Linked DNA regions of Mus musculus: all the other regions are linked to region 2. The links are chromatin loops, found by intact Hi-C in ENCODE. Cell type or tissue: heart. All regions are shown on one strand.

Region 1 (5,000 bases), 59 kb after region 2:
AAAGGTAAATTCTCAAACATGAAAATACTAAGCACTTCGCAGAATATTTCATATTGTGGGTGATGAGGGATAACCAGGGTTGGACATAGGAAAAACTATCTTTGTTGATTTAAACAAACAAACAAACAAACAAGCAATACAACAATAACAACTACCACCACCAAACACATAGCCTGAGGCTGGACCACCTGACTAATGACACTTGTAAAGCCTTTAAGGGATTTGTAGATCTGAAGGAATGGATTTCACAATTCCTCTGATAAGCTTTCGTAGTCCCATTCTCTGACTGGACTCTGGAAACACACTGCCTACACTCCATCCCTTCTCTAGTCTTCCTTAATGTCACATTTGTCTTGACTTTCCTCTTCTTCCCCTCAAGACAGATCTACTGTTAGGGCTGTAAGTCAGTGATATGGTACTTGTCCAGCATGGGAAAGACCTTTGGTTCAATGCTTAGTGCCACAAGATTTTAAAAAATGAAGACAGGTACTTGAGAACAGAAATGTCTGTGTATAACAACTACAAAACAAGGGATACTGTTGCTTTCAAGATAGGGGAAACTGAGGCTCTATTCTGATGGTTTTCTTACAGTTAGGACTTAGACTTGAGATATCCATTCCCCCTAGGAATTCCATACATTTAGTTTAGGTAGGTCAAATATCTGGGTGGGGGTGGGGGTCCATTCACTAAGGAATCGAAAATAAGACTTCTACTGCTGGCCCACATTTTTGGGCCAACTTCCAAAGCACTTTTCCCCAGAGAACTGGCCACAGATCCTAAGCTTGGGCCTATGTTCCAAAGACCAGAGGGAAGAAAATCAGCGGTGAACAGAATCAAAGTCCATAGATAACTGCTGTGTGACCCTATATCCAGAGATTGGGCTCGGATGCACAAATGTCCTGTCTGCTAAATCCCTGCAGGAAGAGAGATATAAAAACTTAAATGGAATGTGAGCTATTTCTTAAGGAAGTATGCTCCAGTTGCTTCTGCCCACAGAGAACTTGGACTCATCCTTAATTGTGACTTTGTAGGCTCTCTGACTGAAAGAGCAACGATAAGGCAGGTCGTGTGCAAAAGCAGTCAGGAGACAGGCACAGGATCCAGATGGAGCTGGCCACCTCCCAGCTCTCAGAAGGCTACTGTGAATTTCATGGAACTCTCCTATGGCTTCCCTGACAGTTCCTTTCATGTCCGCCCTCTACAGACAGCACACCTTTCTTCTAGCTCATGCCACTAATCCTCACATAGAGACTCAGTTTTACCCAATCCACACTTTCCAAATGTACAGTATAACAAGACAACCACACCACTGGGAAACGGAAAAAAAACAAAACAAAAACCTTTTAAATTCTGTTCACCCATCTTTCAAGTGATGCACTTGAACTCACTGAAGAGGATGGACATCATGAGATAGCATAATGGGAAGGGTGGTCCAGAGATGCAGGAACTTATACATCACAGCATGGGTATGATCAAGAGGAGAGCCTACAAGGGCCCAAAGGTACCCTGGATACCGCATGGGGCCACCTCTCACTTCCTGATGGAGACACAGACTCGTGTCCAGGACTGATCATCCACCTGGTGCCAGGGACCGAAGGCAGGTGAATGTGGGCTCTAAACGTCATATGTTTAAGGGGATCAGTGTTCCAAGGCTGTGCTTCAGTTCTGAAAAACACCACTCCCCACGGAAGCCCCCTCCCCATTTTCCTCAGCAAGACCTTAAAAACAGGGGTTGCTTTTAGTCTTTTTTTTTTTTGAAAGGAGGGAGAGGATTTCAGCTTAGCCACACCTTAATTCTCATATCTGAAACTAGAAATTCCAACCCCAATTTCTGAGAATGGCTATGAGAATTAGCAGACGTGAGAAAACAGCTAGTATAATGGCTGGCTCCTCTCCCCACCACCATCCCCTGTCTGTGAACCTCCTTGTAGTTCCTTCTGCTCCTGTCTTATAAAGTATGCCCTCCCTTACTCAACCTTCCTAGGCAAAAATCTTGAGAAACTGATATCCATTGTCTGCTTTAGCACAGGATGCTATCAATGGCTGGGAAGAGCCAAAAGAGTACTGTAGCGGATAGGCACCTCCGTTCCTGAGGTACAGGTGACCTACAAGAGTGGCACAGAGTCAGAATTTCCATTCTGTGCCCTGTCTCCAAAATCTAGAGAATCCCAGGTTCTTACCTTGAGAGGCACAGCAGCAGGTGGGGCCAGGCAACTCTGGCTGATCTGAATGGTGGGGCAATATCTGAAGAGCTGTGCCCTTGTTGCCAGCACTGTGGTACCTATGTCTTCTTCACAGTTCTTTGGGAGTACCTCTTGGTTTACAGTCCCTCTCCTCTGGAGTGCCCTTTTGCCCCTGTCAGCTGCATAGGACAGGGTGCTTTGTGGAACTGAGAATTCGATGGCATTCCTGGCTTCTGGGTCCATATCCCACAGGTCCCCGTGGGCAGAAATGACTGGCCGGTGCTTCCAGCCTATGGAAGGACTGCTGTTTCTATCATTCAGTGTAGGAGCTGGGCTAGCAAGCCTACATGGCAGTTGTTGTGGTAGGCCAAGTTTCCTAGAAGCAGGGACCAGGCAACGCCTACTATGTGGGGATCCACAAACCCCACTCCTCTTTACATGCAGATTCTGAGATTTCTCTGTTTCTTCCTTCTTTTCCTTCAGTGAGTAGCAATCGAAAGCAGCTGGTCTCAGTGTTCCAGGGCCTTCCCCGGGCAGGAGACTCGAAGGCGATGGAGCTAAGCCCTGCGTACATCTGAAGTTCCAGGGAGCAGAGAAGAAGCTTGCTCTGGGACTTGGGAAAATGTGTCCCTCCTCCAGGCCCCCTGGGGCTGCTGTTGCGACTGCGGTTGCTGGAGAAGGGGCGGGGAGAGTTTGGGTAGCTTGGGTTGGTGGGGGCTGCAGCTGGATGAAAAGGAAGGAAGTTTTCATCTGCTGTGGCTGAGGCTGCTCGGCCATTTCCTCCAAGGGAGCAGAGCCAGTCCTCGCCAGGGTTTCAGACCTCAGTGTCTCAGCAGCTGCAGGCAGACATGACTCAGCCCCATGGCTTTACCATCAGTCTGTGGAAGGAAACAACACACCTTTAGCACCCAGGGGGACTCTTCAATGGGCTGAGGGCCAGAGAATTGTGTTTGCTGGAGAACTGGACTCTGCTCAGAGTCACAAAAGCAAACATTGGTGGAGAACAGCATACAAGTGACAGATGTGTGTGTGTGTGTGTGTGTGTGTGTGTGTGTGTGTGTGTGAGTGAATCAAGACAGACTTCCACACCTATGTCCAAATGGAATCACTTATTTACCTTTAACTGTTCCTTCTATTGATTAATCCTAAGTTATTTTGACTATTCCTGTGATTTGGAGTATGATCTGAAAGACGGTATGTGGTTTATAAATGAAACTTTCAGCAAACATTGAGATGGACTTTCAGTCTCCTTTGCCTGTATAAGTGAGACAGTTTTGAACAATTGGGACTCTTCATGAAGCTTTGCTTTAAGGGCTACAGTAGCTTCAGGGGACCCATGCTGGTAGGTCTCGTGGCCCAGGCCAAAGTATTAAATATTATAGTTTGATGTATTGCCCCCCCAAATTCAAACGTTGCTGAAATGACTGAGAGGAGGGACTTCTGAGAGGCCATTAGAGTCTGTGTATTCCCCACCCCCAGCCCTGTGCATTTGGATCCTAAAGAGGCTTTTGGGGGAACCCAGATAGCGCTATCAGTGGCCCTTTTAATTTGTGAACTTATTGTAGCAGTGACAAATATGTCTATTCTAAGTTGTATGAGCTGGAATATGGGAAATGCAGAGAAAGAGATGATGGTCAGGAGCTGAAGGGAGGGCTGGCTTGGAAAGCCTATGTAGGAAACCTTCACAAGAATTCATTAAATATCGGAGTGGGGGGCGTCTACTAAAGGAGTGTTGGTCCTGGGTAAGAAGTAGGGGGTAAGAAACAGAGAAATCATGGTTATTATTGTATATAAATAGCATTTTGATTGAAAAGATAAAACTTTGGTGGCAAACGTTTCTCCAACTCTTCCTTCCACTTAAAGAAAACTTTTAATTGTCTCTAAGACTAGCTAATCATTCCTAGTTTACAAGTTTGCTATTGATGTAGGGATTAAATAAATAGTACGAGGTGCACAACCAATTCTCAGTAACTATTAGCTGCTCCTCTTGGAATGTACCTATACATTTGAAGCTTTGAAGAAATTTGTTCATGTAGCAAAATAATTAAAATATAATATATGTCGATATATACATCCTAATACACAAATGAGCACATGTGTATTGTTTTTGCCTATATTAGGTAGCCATTTACATATTTTTATGCTTTCTGTCTGAAAAGACAGGAAAGACTCTAAAACTAGAGGAATTACTGGTGAGAGTCAGCAGTGAATTTGGGGTTAGGAGACATAAGTTTGAGTTTCAGAGTAAACATCTATTAAGTGTGATTCACTTTGAACCTCATTGAACTTATTTATAAAACAGCAAAATAAATGTCTATCCTTCCCACTTGACAGAACTCTTTTACAGATCAGATATGGTAATCTATATAAGAATAATTTGTAAGTACAAAAATAATACATGTATGATGCATATATATATGACTATACATATATATGTATACAGTATATATATTATATATTATATAAAAACTATATATAATATATATATTATATATATAGTCTTTGTGTTGTGATGTGTTGTAATACATAGACACAGACACAGGTGCATACACACACACACACACACACACACACACACACACACACCCCTCTATGTATACACTAGGGTTATTTTTTTAAGACAAGATCTCAAATGGTCTAAGCTTGTACTAGGATGACCTTAGACTCTCAATATTCCTGCTTCCACCTCTCATCTATAATAAATAATATTATTTATACTTGTAAACTAAATAACTCTTTGTGGTTTCTATGAAGTGCTGTGGTTTCATTGCTTTGAAAGGTTTCTAAGCCAGCTTCCTATTTTCCTGCCACCATTTC
Region 2 (5,000 bases):
TGGAGTTTCAACAAAGTCCTTGTCAGCTTGGCAACGGTAACTTCGATTTCAGTTTGTTGACATTCTGGGCACAGCAAAAAATCGTTCATTTGGTAGGGCAAACAAACATTGCAAGGACATGTGCTATTTTTGTGTAAATAAGATATAGCATAAGCAAAGATTCATTATTAATGTTATGAGCTACACATTATTTTCCAACAAGGCACAACAATTTGGATTGTAAAACTTGTCAACCACACACTTCAAATTCTCATTATATACTCAGTCACTACAAATAGCAGCAGCATTTGGAACTTTGGAAAATGGTCATATAACTCACAAACACAGAATAGAATAGTATTAAGTAATACAGCACCATTTCATTTCTGAATGCACATACAATATCACAAATAACACAAGCTTACCAGGACATGAACACTGAGAACTAACAAACTGGAGAATGTCATCAATATCTTAGTATAAAATCTAGAGAACCTCATTAGTACTCCCTAAAATTAATCAAGGTTAGTTTAACTCAGAACTCAAGAAGTGTGTCTGTAGGGATACTGCTAAGCACTGGCGTGGCATACGTCAGCCATGGGTTCAATATTTAGCACTATTTTAAAACTCAAGAAGAAAACCAAAGACCTCTATGCTTGGTCCTGGAAGAACATGGTGGAGAACACTTGCAGCAAAACGTGATTCGGCTAGACCAGACTTCTATAACCATATTTCACATACAGGCTTTGATTGCATTGTTTCTTTTCCGTCAGCCTAAAGCTCAATTTAGTCTGAATATGTTGCAGACAAACCTGAGAATGAGCGCCACGTATTACTCACCTTTTAATCCCACCCAAACTCCAAAATACCAGCTTTTTCATAATTGCCAAGTGGTGTTATCTCCATACTCCTTAAAGAAAGCAGCCTTAAAGCCAAAGGACATACACATCTTGATTTTCACAGCTTCGCCTCTGAATGAAGACCCAGATTAACCCATTATAGCACTGGTGACTTCGCTTATGAATAATGAATGGCAAATCACTCCAGAATGTCTACAGGGAATTTGTAAATACCCTAAGCAGGGCTGGAAAAGCATTTATTGGGAGAGAATAGAAAGTGTATTTGTTCTCTCTCAGCAGGGAACATCCTCTCCCCCACATCTTTTTTTAAAAGCTAACCAACTCAAGCCTACAAGGCCCAGGGCTTCTTTTAGGACTTCCAAGTCTGTAAGACAGACTAGACTCCCTGCTTCCTCAAGATCCTCCTTAGAACCTACTCAGAGTCTCTCCTAACAAAAAGCAGGCTCCTAGAGAGCACAGATCCTGTCTTACTCACTGGCCAACTTGGCAATGTACACCCTTTATACATACTCAACTGCAGATAATGAATTGCAGAATGTATTGCCAAAATCTCACTTACATTGATTTTCCAAATCTATCCTCTTCCCTATACCTGCACCTGGACCCACTCAAAAAAAAAAAAAAAAAAAAAAATCCTATGGGGCAGAAATCCCGGATCCCACTGTCGGGAGAGCCAGAGTCTGGAAAAATGAAATTCTGTGCCTGGTGGGTGTTTAACATCCCTCTACATCTAGGGTAATAGCAAAAGTAAACACTGCTTATAAAACTGACAGCATTGTAAACTCAGCCTCTAACCTATGTTAGCCTGCTTTACACAATTTTTTTCATAACATCAGTTGCCAAGCTATCTATGAAAAAAAAAAGTTAAATTCATGCAAAAAAGAATCATTTAAATGTCTTTAAAAGATAGAAGAAATGTTACACAGAATAATCTCCCTGTCTGTTTGTTTTCTCCGTGCAAGGGATTTCTTCTTTTCTTTCTGACAGAGAAACATGATAGTCACTCAATCTGAAAGCTGGCTTGGCAGACTAACATGGGCACCTTAGGTCCTCTTTAACGCCTGCCGTCTATAGATCTTTAGATCATTAGGCAAGATTCCCCTCCCCAGATGAGGTTTTCAAGGCAGAGGGGGTGAATGAAAATCCCGCAACCTTAACAACAAAAAGTTCGCCCTCCTGGGTTCCCCAACAAGCACAAAGAAAGAAAACAGCTGGGGAAAGAAAAAGAAAAAATAGTTATCAGAGCACAAAGTGAAGTGGCCCGGGCATCCTGATGGGGCAGAGCAAACAACAAGGCAAAAGAAACCCCGGCTCAGGTACGGACGCCTGACACACTCCACACACCCTCTCCCTAGCCCGGGTCGGATGGGGAGCTCACCGCGGCGTTTCTCCCTTCCATCTTCCATCGCCCGCGCGGGGCTCCGGGCCGCGGGGAACCGGGCTGGGCGCGCGAGTGCGGGCGGCTCTTTGTTGCGCGCCCCGGGACGGACAGCCGTGGCCCACGGCGGCGGCGGCGGCAGCGGCGGCGGCAGCGCGCACCCGGGCGTTAGCGGCGGAGCCCGCGGCGGACACCCGGGCCGGCCCCCGGCAACGTCAAGGCGAAGGCGGCGGGGGCGGCGCCCGGCACGGAGGCGGAGGCGGCGTCGGCGGAGGCTCGGCTCGGCTCGGCTCGGCTCGGCGGAGTAGCGTCCTGCAGCCCTCTGCTGCCTGTTGCTTTGTCTCCTTCCGCAACACCCCCTCCCCCGAGAAAAGTGAGAGGCGCGCTCACGGGCGTTTCCTCCCCGAGAGCGCCGCGCGCAGGCCGTCCCACCTGGGCCCGAGCGCGCGCCCGCGCCTCTCCACAGGGTCGCGGCTGTGGGGAGCGAGTGCGTCCGCCTACGAGGGCGCTCGGGCCACAGGCCTCCCCAGAGCCTTCAGTCGCTGGACGCTGCGGGGGTTCAGGGACACCTGCCCCATCCGGAGAGTCTAGTCCCTGACACCCACTTTAAAGGCCCATTTCTCAAGGAAGTTGTTCTCACCCTGATACAGGCACTCTGGCCCCCATTGCAACCCCATCATTAGGACTGTCCTGCATTGAAATGTCACTTCACTGAGTCTCACTCCTATCCCCTGCCCCGTTTAATGCTTGCAGAAACCAGGGCTGGAATCCACTCCTTTTCAGGGTTTAGGTTACAGTCTGTGAGTTGTGGATGTAGGAGTTGGTGGCCAATATTCCAGGTAAAAGCTATGAGGCAGTGGCCAAGTCCCAACTAGCAACTTTTATTTTGTGCTGATTCTTATTCATGGTTCTATGTTAATACAACTGTCAGACTGGAGATCAAGGAGCCAGGACTAGCTTATCCAGTCTAAAGAAGACCTAATCCAAGTAAAGAGGGTTTCCGCATCAAATTCTTGCCAGAGCCACACACCTCAAGGCAAAAGCTCACCTGGGCAGTTGTATGGCTGCCTGTGATTATTCTCATGTAGCTCTATTGTCTTACCCATGTGGCCAATAGAAGATGACCAGAGGGAGGTGACTAACATGACCAAGTTTAGAATTGGGGGCTAGGGGTCAGATTTCCCCTGACCCCTAAATTCATTCCAATGTCTGAACGCTAACTGCTATCCAGGTTCCCCCTGCCAGACCAGCAGGAAGGTCAGGTTTATCGGTTGTCAAGCATCTCAGTTAATGGATTATTTCTAACCTGTGGATCTTCCCTTCATCCTTACATAAAAAGACCTCTCAGAGGTAGTTCCTCTGTCCCTGTCCTAAATTCCTACCTCCTTGATTCTCCCAGCCTGTGCATTGTGTTGACAAGAACCATAAGTAAGAATTGATACAAAATGCAGTTGCTACCCTGAGAGTTGGCCCCTGATGTTGTGGCTTTTACCAGGAAAAATAGTCCATAATTCATAAATTCAGACAGAGCTTCATATAGGTTGGAAGGTGAAAGACTTAACTTACACTAGCCTATGAATTCAGGGACCTGGAACTAGTGCCCAGAAAACCCAGGAATTCAGTGTCAAAACCTGAGATGTCACCTCTGTAAACAGGAAAGTGGGCTATCTGGGGAGTTCTCAGCTATAGACTGTTTACTTAGTACAAAGGATGCCATGGTTCCAGTCCACAGCATCCCCATATTACCCCACAGAAGGAAGAACCAAAGTGTGGGTTAGTATATGCTTACCCAATACAGTATCCTTCCCTTAACTTGAGCCACGAGCCAAGTTATTATATGTGGTATGGAAGGAAAGAGAAAACCTATTGCAAGGAAAACTACAGACATGAAGTGCTAGAAGACAAAAGGAGAAATGGAAAGGGTGAGATTCTGCTGTATAGTCTTAATATGTAGATTCTAGGTCTGAAGAGCCCAAATTCTGGAATATATATTCTTGCTACTGAAGTAATTATTTACAATGAAGAAAAAAAAAAGAAAATCATACAAATTTCCAAAAGTTGACACAACTAAATGACTTGTTCGTTTGTTGTTTGTTTGGGGGTTTGTTTGTTTGTTTATGAGACAGAGTCTCACTGTGTAGTTCTGACTGGTCTGGAACTCACTATGTATGTAGAACAGGCCCACCCACCTCTGTCTCTCAAGTGCTGCTGCAACCAGCTGCCTACAGACTCTTGATTACCATTGTGAAATGATTTCTTAATAGCTTCATTGAGACCTAATTTATATGCCCCCAAACTGACCCAATTAAAACTCACAATTCAGTAATTTCAATTTATTAGCAGAAAAATACAAACATCACTAGAGTTAATTTTAGAATATTTTATCATCTGCAAAGAAATCTTGCTTTCTACACCTACCTTATTATCATTTATTCTATTCTTAAGGGAGTTCTCTCTTCAAAACCATTAGAATAATATATGTTCATATGGTATGATGTCAGATTTGGAAAACCTAACAAATTTCTTTCACAGGACAGTTTTCATATGCAGTGCTTAGTGGTAATGTTCAGTTTTAATGAGAATGAAGGGAACTGTCTCAGAGTATGCAAATATTCTACTTGGGTGATGTCATATTAATCAAAACATCACATTTTATACTTAAAAGCTATTCACTGCTCTGGATGTAAATTCAACCATAGATATATATATATCTCCAATGACATATTCTAATTAGAATTCAGTTAGAATTAGAGGGTAGTAAGCTAAGACATTCTTTCTTGAGC
Region 3 (5,000 bases), 76 kb before region 2:
AACAAAGACAGAGCTTATTTAGTAGTGAGTACAATGAGCGTCAATACTTGCTTCCTAGTTATTTTGTATTCGTTTTCAAGAAATTTCCAATTTGGCAGCACTGCAAGTTGAAACCATAGCTTCTAACTTGGAGTTCTGAAAGTTATACAAGGAAAAGTGGAGGGATGGGTGTTCCAAGTATAAGGGACAAAGAACACCCAGGTCTTGGCCCTTAAGAAAAGAATGTCCCATGAAGACTTTGTTTTCCCCTTTAATAGCCCTGTCATCCGCTCTAGAATGCTAATAACTGAAAGTAATCTGTACTAAATAATCCAATGCTTTGGGCTATACACATATACTTCCCCTTCCAAAAGAAAAATAAGAGGGGATACCACACATACTGCTATATGTCAATATCCGAAAGGTTTTTGGCTTTATCTTAACAGGTTAAAAAACTAAGTTCCTTCACATGGTATTTAGTGTAGAAGTTCAGTAAGCAAATCAGATAGAAGGTAGTTCTGGCTCCCTGGGGACGGAAGCAGGAACTTCCACTCTAGCCTCGTTCCCCAACGCTCCAGGAGACACAGAACCTTGAGTTAGAGAACTGTTTTAAGCTGTGCTTTTCTGGAAGGCTACAGGACTTGGTGAGAAAACTCAGCTCCTAAATTCACATTTGCACAGCCATGCCAACAGCATGACGCAGATGCTAAATGAAGTGAGATAGTAACGTAGATGCCGTGTGACCTGAGGTAGTGACTTAGCCAGGGTTAAGTCTGAGTGACCTCATCCGAGGAAGAACCGTATCAGCTCATCCTGAGGGCTGAAGAGCCCTGTGCAAGGTACCAGAGTCCCTGACAGAAGCTTTACAGCTGGGCACATTTTAGTCTAATCGTGCAGAAGATGGAGGTGTGACCTTTGCTTCCTAGATTCCCAGATAGCATTTTATAGCTTTAGAATGATAAAGATGTACATCACAGATCAATGTATAGACATGTAGAATTATAAGATGCATGTCAAAGATTACTGTATAGGTGATGTGTACATTACAGATAGGTAGAAATAAATGTATAGATATTTAGAATTATAAGGTGTATGTCACAGATTAATGTTTAGATATATAGATTACAGATGCACAAATATGGATGTAAACAAAGGTCAGTAATTAATTGGGACAGAGAAATCAGGCTGGACCCCAAAATTTTACACACACACACATATATACACAAACACACACAAAAATATATCAGTTAACAAGTACCGGTTGAGAAACTTCCACAGAATCTATTTCTACGTCAATTTGTGTTTCTTCAGAAGCTTTTCAAAGACTTACAGTAGAGAATGCCAGTAACACTCCAGTTCTTGTTTCACACCATCTTAGTTCATCTTAGCTCACTTAGGAGAGATCATTCATGTCTCTCACCTTTTAAATCTGAGTATTTTCCTCAACAGAGGAATGGATACAGAAAATGTGGTACATTTACACAATGGAATACTACTCAGCTATTTAAAAAAATGAATTTATGAAATTCCTAGGCAAATGGATGGACCTGGAGGGTATCATCCTGAGTGAAGTAACCCAATCACAAAGGAACTCGCACAATATGTACTCACTGATAAGTGGATAATAGCCCAGAAACTTAGGATACCCAAGATATAAGATACAACTTGCCAAATGCATGAAATTCAAGAAGAACGAAGACCAAAGTGTGGACACTTTATCCTTTCTTAGAAATGGGAACAAAACACCCATAGAAGGAGTTACAGAGACAAAATTTGGAGCTGTGATGAAAGGATGGACCATCTAGTGATTGCCATATGCAGGGATCCATCCCATAATCAGCTTCCAAATGCTGACACCATTGCATACACTAGCAAGATTTCGCTGAAAGGACCCAGATATAGCTGTCTCTTGTGAGACTATGCCGGGGCCTAGCAAACACAGAAGTGGATGATCACAGTCAGCTATTGGATGGGTCACACGGCCCCCAATGGAGGAGCTAGAGAAATTACCCAAGGAGCTAAAGGGAACTGCAACCCTATAGGTGGAACAACAATATGAACTAACCAGTACCCGGGAGCTCTTGTCTTTAGCTGCATATGTATCAAAAGATGGCCTAGTCGGCCATCACTGCAAAGAGAGGCCCATTGGACTTGCAAACTTTATATGCCCCAGTACAGGGGAACGCCAGGGCCAAAAAGGGGGAGTGGGTGGGTAGGGGATTGTGGGGGTGGGTATGGGGGACCTTTGGGATAGCATTGAAAATGTAAACGAGGAAAATACCTAATTAAAAAAAAAAAAAAGAAAGAGAAAAAAAAAAGAAAAAGAAAATTTTAAACCTTTATTCCATGATGTCCTAATGAGACTAAGGAATGAATGGAAATTTCCTAAACCTCCAAGTTAACTTAAACAGAACACAAAGATGCTCACTCTGTCTCCCTCCACACCCCACCCTCATCTCAGATCTAAGTGGGAGAAAGCTGCCAGCAAGAAACTGAAATGGTGCCTCACAGCTGGGGAAGTGCCACTGAAAGCATCGCAGACTCTGTCCACCAGGGGGCAGTGTTGTCTAACTATTAAAGAGTACTCAGCATGAACAGAAATAAACTCCTTCCTAAAGATTTTCAGGGGAAAGATTTCTCAGGTTCGAAGGAAAATCTAAAATGTTTCTATTAAGTCTCTTTAATCAGATTACAACGTCCTCACAACCTCACAACCTCACCATCCACTGCTCACAAGCACTAGGCCTCACATGCCTCTAGATCAAAGATGACCCCAGAAGGAACTGAAGACTCCTCATGTGGTTTTCCACTCCGCCCAGGACTGCTTCAGTCCCCACCACAAGCGCCATCCTCACCTGTGATCTGCTGTGAACAGGCAAAGGAAGTGGTGACCACTGGCTACCCAGAACCCTACTGCCCCACCAAACTTCAAGCCACTTTATGATGGCCCTACTTAAATTATCTCCCAACAATGAATAAAACCCCTATAAGTAGCCAGGTGTGATTGTGCATGCCTTGAATGCAAGCACTTAGAAACCAGAGCCAGGGAGATCCCTGTGAGTCTCGGGACATCCTGGTCGATATAACCAATACCGTATTTGCCAGGGGTGCACACTGAAACCCTGTCTGTAAAACAAAAACAAAACAAAATGACAAACAACAACAAAACAAACAAACAAACAACAACAACAAAAAACCACTCCAACATATACCCAACATTTTACCTTGAAAGAGATGGTTATCATCCTGTCCTAGTGACAAAGGCCCAAAGTAGAGTGCCAAGGTGTCAGTGGCCAGGGTGATTTACATTATATTCCAGGTCTTTAAAGGAGGCAGCAAACATATCATAACTCATTTAACAGTCTATTATTATTTAAAAAAATATTTTGGATCAACCCAAGCAAATAAACTGTCTTAAATAGCCAAAACTATAAAACAACTAGAGAACGGCATAAGGAAAATTGCTTCTTGACACTGATACTGGCTATTTATTTTTCTTGTGTGAAACACCAAAAGCACAGGCAAAGAAAAAAAAAGGCTGCAAAGACATGAGCAAGGGAGAGAGGCCTTCTTAAGAGACTCAGAGACAAGCCCCTGATAATCCAATCCCAAATAACCAGCCCTCACACACATTCACTCACACACACACACACACACCACGAGTGAAGGGGCCAACAAATGAGCTCAGCACACTGCGTTTCTATATACATATGAATATATACATATATGTATATATGTATGTAACAATACTAATTAAGAGAAAAGAGGTCATGAAAATGAAAGGGAATTTGGGGACTCAGAAGGAACTGAAAGACGGAGATGAAGGCATAAAAAAATTAATTAAATACAGCAGTCATATATAAAAATCTCAAAAAGAATTTCAAGAAAAAATCAGGACCACATCCATCTGAGAAACAAACTCAACTGCTGTGCAGCAAAGGAAACGGTCAACAGAATAAAGAGACAACCTACATAATAGGAGAAAATATTTGTGAAGCGAACATCTGATAAGTAAATATAACTTAAATAATTCAATACCAAGAAAACAAGCAACGGCTTTTTTAACGGGCAGCCTCTGAACAGACATGTCTCAATAGCTTAGGGGAGGACAGACTTAGCCAACTGCACAGGAGACTATGTTTCGCATCACTAGCTGTGGTTTGAATGAGAATGGCCCCAGTAAGCTCATGTTTGATTATTTGCTTCCCAGCTGCTGGCAACATTTGGGAAGGCTTAGGGGCCTTACTGGAGGAGGTGCTTCATCGCAGGCTTGGAGGTTTCAAAACTCCACACAATTTCCAATGTGTCTCTCCCTTGCTCGTGCCTCTGCATCAGGATAACGCCCTCAGCTATAGCTACACCATGCCTGTCTGCCTGCTGCCAAGCTACCGTGCCAGGATGATCATGGACTCGTCCCACCTGAAACCATAAGCAAACTCCAAATAAACCCTTCCTTCTGTAGGATGCCCAGGTCACTGTGCCTCATCACAGCAAAAACAAAGTAACTGAGAGACTCATAATTTGGGAGCGGGGGAGTTAAACCCCTAGGAGACACCGCCTCATACCTGCTAGAAAGACTATTACGAAAGAGGCAAAGATGTGTTGGAGAGGATGCAGGGAAAAATAGGTCCTCTGTACATTGCTGCTAGAAGTGTAAGACGTTATGAAAAAGAGAATGGAGACTCCTACAAACATAGAAATGGGATGAACATGTGATCCGCTAATCCAAGTACACAGCCCAAGGACAGCCAGTTAATTAAACAACACCCAAACACCCAAAGTTTTCACACAGTTATTCAAAATACCCAAGATACTGATATCTGGAGACTTAAGTCGAGGGGGAAAGTGAGATATATATGTACATAATGAAATATGATACATCAAAAAGCAAAATCCTGCTATTTGCAATTGAATAAATATGAAGAACATTTTGCTAAGTAAAATAAGACAAGAACAAAACAACAATATTGTATGATCTCACATGTAGAATGTTTCAAAAGTCAAGGACCAGCAAGATGACC
Region 4 (5,000 bases), 150 kb after region 2:
TTATCTCAGCAGACTTCACAACAGAGCGAAAGCCCGGTCTCTTCTCTCCTCAAAAATCTTCAGATTATTTTCTTCGCCATCCTCCTCTTCTGCACACCAAGTCGTGAATGAGAAACACATGGTCTTGGCTCCCTTGTCAAGCAAATAGTGTGAAATGTACACGCAGTCAAGCAAGTTAGGAATCCCCAACTGCAAAGGGACTCAGGACCTCTTTCTTCCTTCTTTCACATAGATAGAACCGACTTGGTTAGCTCTCTGATTATATAAATTTATGAATGAAGTAAGATTTTTTTAAAACCAGAAGTACTAAATGCAGAAAGAGATACCTCTGAAGAGAGAGCGATAGAGAAAGAGGAGTCCAAATCTAGCCAGAGGGTAACTGGACCTTTTGGCTCGCACAGCTACGACCCAAAGCACACTCCAGGAAGTGCACGGGTTAGCTAAAGTTAGACAAACAGTGGCCTCTTACGGAGCTCCCGATGTCACTCTGATTACAGTAGGTTTAGTTAAACTGCAGTGCCAGAGAGCTGCAGTAGAAAAACCCATTTTACATTTACTTCATTTCTATAAAGCAGATCAAATATCCTGCCCAGGACTTGTTTCCCTTCACTTCTTTGACATTTTGAAGATGCAAACATAGTATATATAAGGTTCAACTATTAAAAGGTTACAATCAGCATGAGGCTTTGTTTTCCAAACCCTGCTTGCTTCCTGTGTGGAGAGATAAGCAGGCAATCTTACTGTGTTTGTGTTCACAGCCCCCAATGGGGATAAAAATCTCGTAACTGGGAAACTCCTCCACCTCTACATGAGCAGTTTTGCTTATTCGGAACCTGACAGATCCTGCAGGAATCAGGAACATTAGCTGGCAAAGAGTTTGGGCTCTTCCACTCACAGCTGTGTTCATAATTTCCTTTCAAATGTGAACATGGCCAAGGAAATGGGGAACAAACCTGCATACGAAAACTTCAACAAGCAGACCCGAAAGAAAAACGAAGGGCCACACCACAACTCTTTCTAAACTTTACTTCAGGACTTTTCCTGGAGGTGTGCTACATTTGGAAGGAGCATCCTCAAAACAAGGAGCAGGGCTAATGCAGACAGGGAGAAGAAAAGAAACATTTGGAGAAAAATTCTCGACTTGGAGGAGCTTGAAAATAAGTGAAATAAAAGCCACATCAAGAGGAAGGCTCCCCTTGTCCTTGTCGGGCGTGCTCATCCGTCAGAGATAGTTGCCATGGTTTTCACTTCAGGCTGGATAGTGCAAGGTCATGCGAGGTAGCGCACTTAACGGAAGTCTTGAGGTCCAGTGGTAGTTTTACAGCTCAGCAGTCCCTCAGATGAGTGGTGGCTTTGCGCTGTTAGCGGCTCACCAAACAGGAAGGAAACAGGGGTCCTCATGAATGAGCATCAATAATCAAAGATGTGCATGATTTTGCCTTTCAATTATTTTCCCAAAGGCTCATGTGTGAGCTCGTTTCTTAGAAATATTTTCTGTTAAATATGAATTGACGACATTAACTCCACAGAGATTTTGTGGTGCCCCTGGATGGATGATTTTGGTTTTATTCGGTAATGCACATGCATTAGAGTGTTTGCTGTCCTGACGGCAAGGACAGGAATTCTAGCAGAGCTCTTCCGGAGGTTAGCGGAGCCCCCTCAAGTATTTTGTGAGGTATTGTTTGCATCTGGGACATAGCTGTGTTCTTATCTGCTTCCGGAGTTGATTCTCTATTTATCTGAGCTGTAAACAGCTCCCAGAGGTCAGCCTGCCTCTGAAGAGAATGCTGGTCCCTGGCTAGTCAAAGCTACATCTCTGCTATGTTACGCTGAATTCCCCTTTCTTAGCTGTATCCTCCATCTGCTATAGAGGTCACCTCTCTTTCTCTGCCATTTCTCAGAATCCATCCATTCAACTCCAGCTTTTGAAGGCCAGTGGGAAATGAATTTATGCTCTCTACTCATTATGTGCTGTTTGCTTTGAAACCTAACAAATCTAAAGACGTTGAGTACTGTTTTCCCTAAATATTTTATCACCATAAAAGCTAAATAAAGGCTCATTATGGAAAGTTTGTATTTCATAATTTCAGACATGTATAATATAATATAAATGAGTCACAGAAGCACCCAAATCATCTGCTCTAACCAGCCTTTTGCTTTATCCACACGTTTATTGTGCATATTTACATTTATTAGTTCTTTAAGAACTTTATACATTGTATTTTGATCATATTCACCTCTTTTAAGCTCCTTCAACATCCATTGTACTTCCTGCCCTCCCAACTTCATGTCATTTAAAAAAACAAAACAATACACGGAGCTCAGTTTGTACTGTCCACAAACTCTTGCATGTGCAGCTTACCACTGAGCATAGTAGACTTCCCAGAGGCCACAACATTAAGAGGAACCAATTCTCCCCTTCCTCTAGCTACCAGTGCCTCTGCTGGTGGTGGGTGGGATTTATGCCCACCCCTTCCATGATATGTAGATAGTTTCGTATCTGTTTTCTTCTTGCCACCCACCATTATACTATTATCATTTACACCCTCATAGTCATCTAATACAGTCTTTTTTAAAAATATTTTTTATTATTATGCATTTTCCTCAATTACATTTAGAAGGCTATCCTAAAAGTCCCCCATACCCTCACCCCCATTTCCCTACCCACCCATTCCCATTTTTTTGGCCCTGGCATTCCCCTGTACTGGAGCATATAACGTTTGTGTGTCCAATGGGCCTCTCTTTCCAGTGATGGCCGACTAGGCCATCTTTTGATACATATGCAGCTAGAGTCAAGAGCTCCTGGGTACTGGTTAGTTTATAATGTTGTTGGTAACAAAAGAACTCAAATGATATGTACTCACTGATAAGTGGATATTAGCCCAGAAACTTAGTATACCTGAGATATAAGATACAATTTGCAAAACACATGAAACTGAAGAAGAACGAAGACCAAAGTGTGGACACTTTGCTCCTTCTTAGAATTGGAAACAATCACCCATGGAAGGAGTTACGGAGACAAAGTTTGGAGCTGAGACAAAAGGATGGACCATCTAGAGACTGCCATATCCAGAGATCCATCCCATAATTAGCCTCCAAACGATGACACCATTGCATACACTAGCAAGATTTTGCTGCAAGGACCCTGATATAGCTGTCTCCTGTGAGACTAGGCCAGGGCCTAGCAAACACATAAGTAGATGCTCACAGTCAGCTATTGGATGGATCACAGGGCCCCCAATGGAGGAGCTAGAGAAAGTACCCAAGGAGCTAAAGAGATCGTCTAATACAGTCTTAATTGCATCACAATACTCCTGATTTAACCCTTCCCCCATTGCACAGCGTTTAGATATTTTCCAATTTTTTTTTTGAAATTGTAAATAATGTTGTTGAAAGCATCATCTTTCATGCCATTCTAAAACTGCTTTTCTTCATTAGCTGTGATGGGTTCATGTAGCAGTCTTAGGTGTGAACCAGGTTTCTACGCCCTCTGCATTAGGATTCTCTTGCCTCTATCACATCTGTCTTCCTGAGAGACCCAGAAAGAACACATCGTTTACCTGCTAGTTATAAAGCACGTGAACTTGGTTCATTTCTCCACTTCCTTCAGCCCCTGTACTCACACACTGTCCTGCCCTTTTAACTGTTGTTCTGTAAGGCCATTTACTCCAATTTCCTTCTACCACTCTCCAGATTCTTCCTTGGTGTCACACATGAAAATCACCCAGCTGACCTCGAGGACCTGCTTTGTAGTCTTCTCTGCCCTCCATTCTCAGATCCATCTTTTGTTAGTTTGCTCTCTGTTTCAAAACTCTACGACTCTTCTATGAAACCTTACATGAAATATCACCACACAAAGTGCCACATCTCCTGCTATTTTTTTCTTTGCATCTATGCTGTCTATTTGTCTGCAATCCCATCCCCAGATTCCTGTCTTCCTTTTATTTCCATCTCATTCCAACATGGTTTTTCTTGCTTTATGTTTTAAGCTTTACTTAATCCTTTAGAGCACAGTTCATACCTTATCTACTCTGTGAAACAGAGTGAGTTTCTGTTACATTCAAAGTTGTGCAACTTGAGTTCAATTCTCTTGGCCATTCTTGCTGGGTGATTAGGGGGGAAAGTAAGAAATTCCATCAAGCCTATTTCTGCATATGCAAATAATAATGCCCTGTGTACCCTTGTAAGAACCTAGGAAGAACTGAATATGTGTTACAACATTTTGGCAAGTTTAATGATATACAGATGAAAGAAAATGTTGTCTACTGTATCCATTAGTATCTGTACCTTTGAGTCATTTCAATATCTAGTTTTATACCATATATTGTAGCAGTTAGGATCATTTCTGTTTTCATGATCTTCAAATTATGAATTTGATTTTTGTCTGTCTCATCATATTTGCTCTTGTATTATGTGTGTTAATTTTTCTTGCTCAGCTACGAGATTCTAAGTGCACTATAGTATATTTCCTTATAGTATGCCTATAAACCCCAGAGCTCAATGCCACACATTACCCTAATGACCACCAGTTTAAGCTATATAAATTATAGCCGGCAAGATCTAGGTAGAGTCACATTGGGATTTAAATCTAAAAAAAATATCCTGTGAACCTAGCCTTCTGGGAGGTTCTAGTAATAGAAAAATCTTGCACTTTGGGGAGTTTTTGGAAGTCTAAAATTAAGATTAGCTTGCACTCTGTGTAAGCTATGAAAGCTATATATGAAAGTAGATTCTCCATTTAAATCTTGCCTCTTGGGAATATTCCATAAATTATTATAGCAATTCCCCCTCTGTTACATCTACTGAAGCCAGAGGGGGAATTTAGACACTTAGGAATGAAACCATTTCCTTAGTGGTCTCCATCAGAAAAGTCAATGCTGTGTTGTTAAAGACTGTATGGTCATACCTTCTTTTAGATTACTTATTTAATCTATGAGTCAATTTTTGGTTTTATCTAGTTACTTATGACCCAATGAACCTTTGCATCTATTAGGTTAATA
Region 5 (5,000 bases), 52 kb before region 2:
AGAACAAATTCAATCCGTACTCAGACCAGAGGAAGGGGAGTGGGAGTCATGTGTTTAAACTCATAAAGAGGAGTGCAGGCGTCATTAAATTAAGTTGCAGGACTCTCCTCTATGATTCAAGTGGGCCTTAAATGCAATGACAAGTGTCCTGGGGAAGCAAGAGAGACACCAGACAGAAACTTTGTGACAAAAAAAAAAAAAAAACCACCAAGAGGGGCTCACAGAAAAGATGGTAATGTTCCTGGCTTTGCAGTGAAGGAAGGGATCCAGAGCAGAGCAGGGCATCTGCAGTGCAAGGAAACATTATCTCCTGGAGTCTCCAGAGAAGCAAACTCTGGTGCTTGGGAAGAAGGGGATAACCACTCCCTACAACTAACTCTTCCCTTTTCCCTCAGTAGGCTAACTGCATCTTCCCAAAGTCAGTAAGGACATCGAGCTGGGACAGGAAGCCTCTCAAGAGAAGCTAAAAGCATCCAGGAGAACAGTAGAGGAAGTGAGAGGCTAAATCCTTCACTTCTGAGACTGAAGAGATGAACATCAAAAGAAAGGGCTAATGCAGGAAAGGGGCCACAGGGTCGGAAGAGGTGCAAAGAGCGGTAACCCTGCCTCTCAGCTAGCCCTTTTGCCGGCTTGGCTGCCAGTCTCTTTAACAGTGTGAGCAAAAGAGACAAACCTGAATCCATGCCCTTTTGAAAAGCCCTGGAGGTCCATTCTCATTTTCCTACCAGCTGCTGTCTACTGACTATGCCAACTTCCTGAAAGCAGCTCCCCTGGGCCAAGGGCAAATGGACACTCTGCTGCTCCCTGAGGGAGGTGGAAATCAGAGCCTGTGCACCAATGGGGAGAGGAGGCAGAAGCTCCAAACACAGCCCAGCCACACCACCTTTTATCAACAAGCATGGAAAGCTGTAGAAATCATATGAAAATAAGCCTGTCACAGACCCAAACACACCTTCCACTGACCACCTTAGCTTAGACCTGCTTCAATTGCCTTGCAAGAGTGAAGATTATATTCCCTCTGCAAGGAACTGAACCTACCTTGGATACAATTCTAACCTGTAAGACAGTAGAAGCTTGCTTTATTTATTTATTCATTTCTTTATTTACTATTCAATCCTTTACTCATTTACCTGTTTATTGAGAGTGTGGTATAAAATGTTAGGAAGATAAGATGCTAAGCATTCGTCTAAAACAGCTTTCTATAAAACAAAGTCAAGATACCAGAATCAAGTTTTCCTCACAGCTTGCTCTGTTAAAATGGCAAGTGTCTAGCTCACTAGCTGGGGAGCTTCAAAGAAAGGCTTTAAAAGAAAATTAACAACCAAATACTATTAGCTCACAATATCCCCTCCTCCGCCTTTCCCACCATTTCACAATTAGTAATGATTGATGGGTGGGCCTTGGCCAGCAAATGAGCAGGCCCAGTGAGTCAAGTCTCTACTTCACCTATCTGTCTTTACCTGCCCAAACTTACCTTTTTTTTTTTTTTTTTTTTTTTTTTGGCTGCCTCAAGCTCTGGGTCTATGTACTGATACATTAAAATTCACAAATAAAGCAAACGAAATTAAGGTTCACATTTTAGAAAATCAAAACAAATACTCTTAAAATTTTGAACCTGCTTGCTAGACTCCTGGTTGGCAAGGAGAACTCTAGAGCCATCCATCCACACCACATGCAGTGGATGCTCCTGACCCTATGCTAAGCTACATGAGCAAGGAATGCTGGGACTATCCAACAGCATAATCAGAACCCATGAAAATTCAAGGAGACTCTATGATGTTTATAAATGTTCCTCAGTGTATTATTTAATAAACAGGAAGTGGCAAGGCACTGAAAACAAGCAATACGCACAGAATGTTGTAAGAAACTCCCCCCAAAACAGCATCTATATGGTTGAGGCAAAGAGGGACACCAAAAAGAACACTAGGTCCGAAAAACAGAAATGAACACAAAAATGATACCAAGACTCAGGTAAACATTCATTATTCGTGGCCTAGATGAATTGCTTATCAAAATTTTATTTTAAAAATATATAGATAGCAAAATCTATTATGTGGGTACTTCTGTTAAATACTAAAAGTTACATTAGTAGTTCACTAATAAAATCATTTCTTCAAACTGCCCTGGTAAGGTTTTATTATTTTAGTTTGCTATTACTGTAATAAACACCATGACCAAAAGTAACTTATTTCCTCTTACAGCTTGTAATTCATCATGAAGGGAACTGGCAAGGTCTCATGGCCAGAATCTAGAAGCAGGACCTGGGGCTTGGATCACGGAGGAACACTGCGTAGCAGCTTGCTCCCCGTAGGTTGCTTAGATTGCTTTTTTAAACAACTAAAGGGGTGAAAGGGCTTTGAGACAGTAACTTTACCTACAGCACCAAGCAGCTCCCTCCAACTGTATGGCTTTAGCTGTACAAAGACACAAACTACCACTCGTAGTAAATGCTCACATACAAGTCATTTATTGTAAGCCACAAGGGTTAAACTTCTAAGAAACAAAATGCTTGTTAAGAGTAAATACTTTCTGAATTTTGTTTTCTGAATTTTAATAATTTCGTTGCTTGTTCTTTGAGAATTTTAGTTAATGTATTTTATTAAAGACATGCACACACACCCAGTCCTCCAACTCTTCCCATAATCACTTTCTCCATCTTCCCATCCCTTTCCCATCCATCTTTGCGATTTCTTCCTTAAATTAAAAAACAAAAACAAACAAACAAACAAAAAAACAAACAAACAAAAAAACCAACCCTGCCCCTAGAAGCACTGTACGTGTGGCTGCTGTGTCACCGGTGTGTCAGTAGGTGGCAGAGAGGAGACAGGCTGTGCCTAAGCTCAGTGTTCTGACCTTTGAACAGCTGAATGATGGTAGCCTGACATTCCCTGAAAGTGAGACAACCACCAATGCAGCGCCAGGAAGGCCCAGATGCTCCCAGGACAGGGAGCAAGCTGGAGAGCAAAAGAGCCCCACTGTGGTGGGAGTGAACCAGAGAGCTGGCCGTGGCCCTCACCAGCTACAGCACTCAGGTGAGTGGGACCTGCACCTCACCTGGGCAGCACAGTAGAGCTGACCCTGGGTGTGTAATAAGAATGGAAGGTGTGATGAGTAGTCATGAACATGTAAGAACTGACCCTGCCACTTGTCTGCTGTGCAGGGGCATAGGCAAGGGAGAGATATACCCAGTCCCACCCTTCTCCACCTACAGCAAACAGGATAGCAGGCCCTGAGGTCATTAGAGCAGGAGAGCTGGCCCTACCCCTAACCAGCTGCAGCACTTGAAAGAGCAGACCCTGCACCTTGCTCGGGCATCAGGGTAGAGTTGCCCCTGGTAGCAGGGGCTGCTGCTGAGCCAACCCCCAAGGGCCTGAAAGGGGGAGAGCCAAAGGGCTGTAAAGCCCAGATCAAGGAAATTGGCCCACCACAACATCTTCCCCATCGATGAACTGGTGGAGTGTATAAAGGGACCAGTCCTACAGAACCAAAACTACAGGACCTCCATGACACAGGGTCAACAACAGCCTATCTGAGAGGAGGCCTAGTGAGGTTCCAGCATTAATAGAGTAACAGAAGCCAGAAGCCTCGTACCAGACCAAGGGATCATTGCAGTAACATTTGCAAGCAAAGAAGTAAGGGCAAAAGGTATACTGTGGGACACACTGTGACACACCACACTTCCACAACAAGGTTTTTTCTATGTTGGGGGGGGGCAGTTGCAAGACTGGAAGGTGGGTAACAGAGAGGGGGAGTTGACTCTTTTGTCCTGTTCTCAACACCCCTGCTTTTTTAATTCCCATTCTGATGTCTACTTCTATTAGTTCAATTGTTTTTGGTTTCACATAAAAGTGAGAATGTACAGTATTTATTTTTTCTATGTACACCTGGCTGATTTCACTTCCTCACAAAACTGCAAGTATACACAACTATGATTTGACAATAATTTCCAAAAAAAAAGTGTAATTTTTTTAAGCAGATGATTCTTTCAAGAATCTTCTTTAAAAGTTTCAGATTCCATTTGTCCAGTCACCACTTCAGGAATGCCATGCTGTTCCCTGAGGCTTTAAGAAGTCATCAACTTCACCCTCAGAAACAAAGGAGCCAAGAGTTGAGCTTAAGAAAGCAAAGGCAGAGCAAGGCATCCTGGGGCAGAGCTTCTATGCACTGCTCACGCTAAGTGGGGAGCGTGTGGGCAAATGCACCAGGATGAACCATCTGGGACGTCAACTACACCCAACTACCAGGAGAGTTGCTGGAGAACTAGCAAGCACTGTGACCGAACGCCTGAGGCTACCTCTTAGGCATGCTGAAGTCTGAGTTATACCTATTCATTCTGGAGCTACCAAAGGTTCTAAAAGGCCTAAGAGACAGCAGTGTAGCTGAGGACATAGAGCAAAGTCCGTCCCTTTGAAGCCACATCCACCTCCGCATTACAAGCTACAACCACTAAGAACCTGGACACATGTGTGGGTAAGCTAGCATTTCCTACTTATTCTGAGTATCTTAAAGCCGTTCACTGTTTTTAATCAATGGTTTTACATTTGTATTGTTAGTAATAATAACAGAGATGAAACTGCTCTGGAATCATCCAATGCAAGGGATGTGACAACACTGGAGAAACAACCCTTGCTACCTAAGACAAGTTATCCCCACAGTGAATTGTCAACAGAAGTACATGAGCTAAAGAACAAAATGTAAATGCAAACTGTCAATGCTCTTAGACACAGATAGAATAAATGGCTCATAGCTTTTATAAAGTATACAGCCAACTTCACCCTCACCCCAATCCTGCCATCTTAACTCTGCAGATCTTCTGAGAACAGAGGTTTATTCATTTGACCTGTGCATCGATGGATAGAAAACACACACACACACACTCAATGTGATAAATTATACTTCCCAGGTTTAGACTTTTAAAAGTGTGTCATGTTTTACTGAAGATACTGTGCTACACAGTTTTATATCAACTTGACATAATCTAAAGTCACCTGAGAGGAGGG

Evidence for each region. Peaks named below come from ENCODE experiments on the same cell type or tissue, not always from the same donor. Only the 100,000 strongest peaks of a DNase experiment are listed, where the experiment ranks them.
Region 1: it touches region 2 in a loop (3-fold over the local background); 5 of 42 quality-filtered maps call a loop at or near these places.
Region 3: it touches region 2 in a loop (2.4-fold over the local background); 2 of 42 quality-filtered maps call a loop at or near these places.
Region 4: it touches region 2 in a loop (3-fold over the local background); 3 of 42 quality-filtered maps call a loop at or near these places.
Region 5: it touches region 2 in a loop (2.1-fold over the local background); 5 of 42 quality-filtered maps call a loop at or near these places.

The regions. Positions count from the first base shown.
Region 1 is chr8:68,118,568-68,123,567 of GRCm38, forward strand. It overlaps a transcript of Psd3 not described here. Among named protein-coding and RNA genes, the nearest start is that of Psd3, 150 kb to the left of the region's middle. In heart, no CTCF peak of the experiment used is centred here; DNase peaks (open chromatin) are centred at 1,084 and 2,934; H3K27ac peaks cover 859 bases.
Region 2 is chr8:68,059,927-68,064,926 of GRCm38, forward strand. It overlaps a transcript of Psd3 not described here. Among named protein-coding and RNA genes, the nearest start is that of Psd3, 88 kb to the left of the region's middle. In heart, a CTCF peak has its summit at 2,634; a DNase peak (open chromatin) is centred at 2,525; H3K4me3 peaks cover 2,028 bases; H3K27ac peaks cover 1,263 bases.
Region 3 is chr8:67,984,175-67,989,174 of GRCm38, forward strand. The region is part of intron 4 of Gm15991 (a long non-coding RNA gene); the gene reads left to right. It also overlaps a transcript of Psd3 not described here. Among named protein-coding and RNA genes, the nearest start is that of Psd3, 12 kb to the left of the region's middle. In heart, a CTCF peak has its summit at 2,521 (motif pointing right); a DNase peak (open chromatin) is centred at 2,517.
Region 4 is chr8:68,205,639-68,210,638 of GRCm38, forward strand. It overlaps a transcript of Psd3 not described here. Among named protein-coding and RNA genes, the nearest start is that of Sh2d4a, 68 kb to the right of the region's middle. In heart, CTCF peaks have their summits at 468, 1,660 and 2,456; DNase peaks (open chromatin) are centred at 1,283 and 1,713; H3K4me3 peaks cover 1,816 bases; H3K27ac peaks cover 668 bases.
Region 5 is chr8:68,007,585-68,012,584 of GRCm38, forward strand. Gm15991 (a long non-coding RNA gene) reads left to right here. Exons shown (of 7, transcript XR_003947558.1): 5 at 1-3,032; 6 at 4,006-4,470. LOC115485644 (a small nucleolar RNA gene) reads left to right here and starts at 2,756; the gene lies at 2,756-2,886. It also overlaps a transcript of Psd3 not described here. In heart, a CTCF peak has its summit at 2,801 (motif pointing right); no DNase peak of the experiment used is centred here.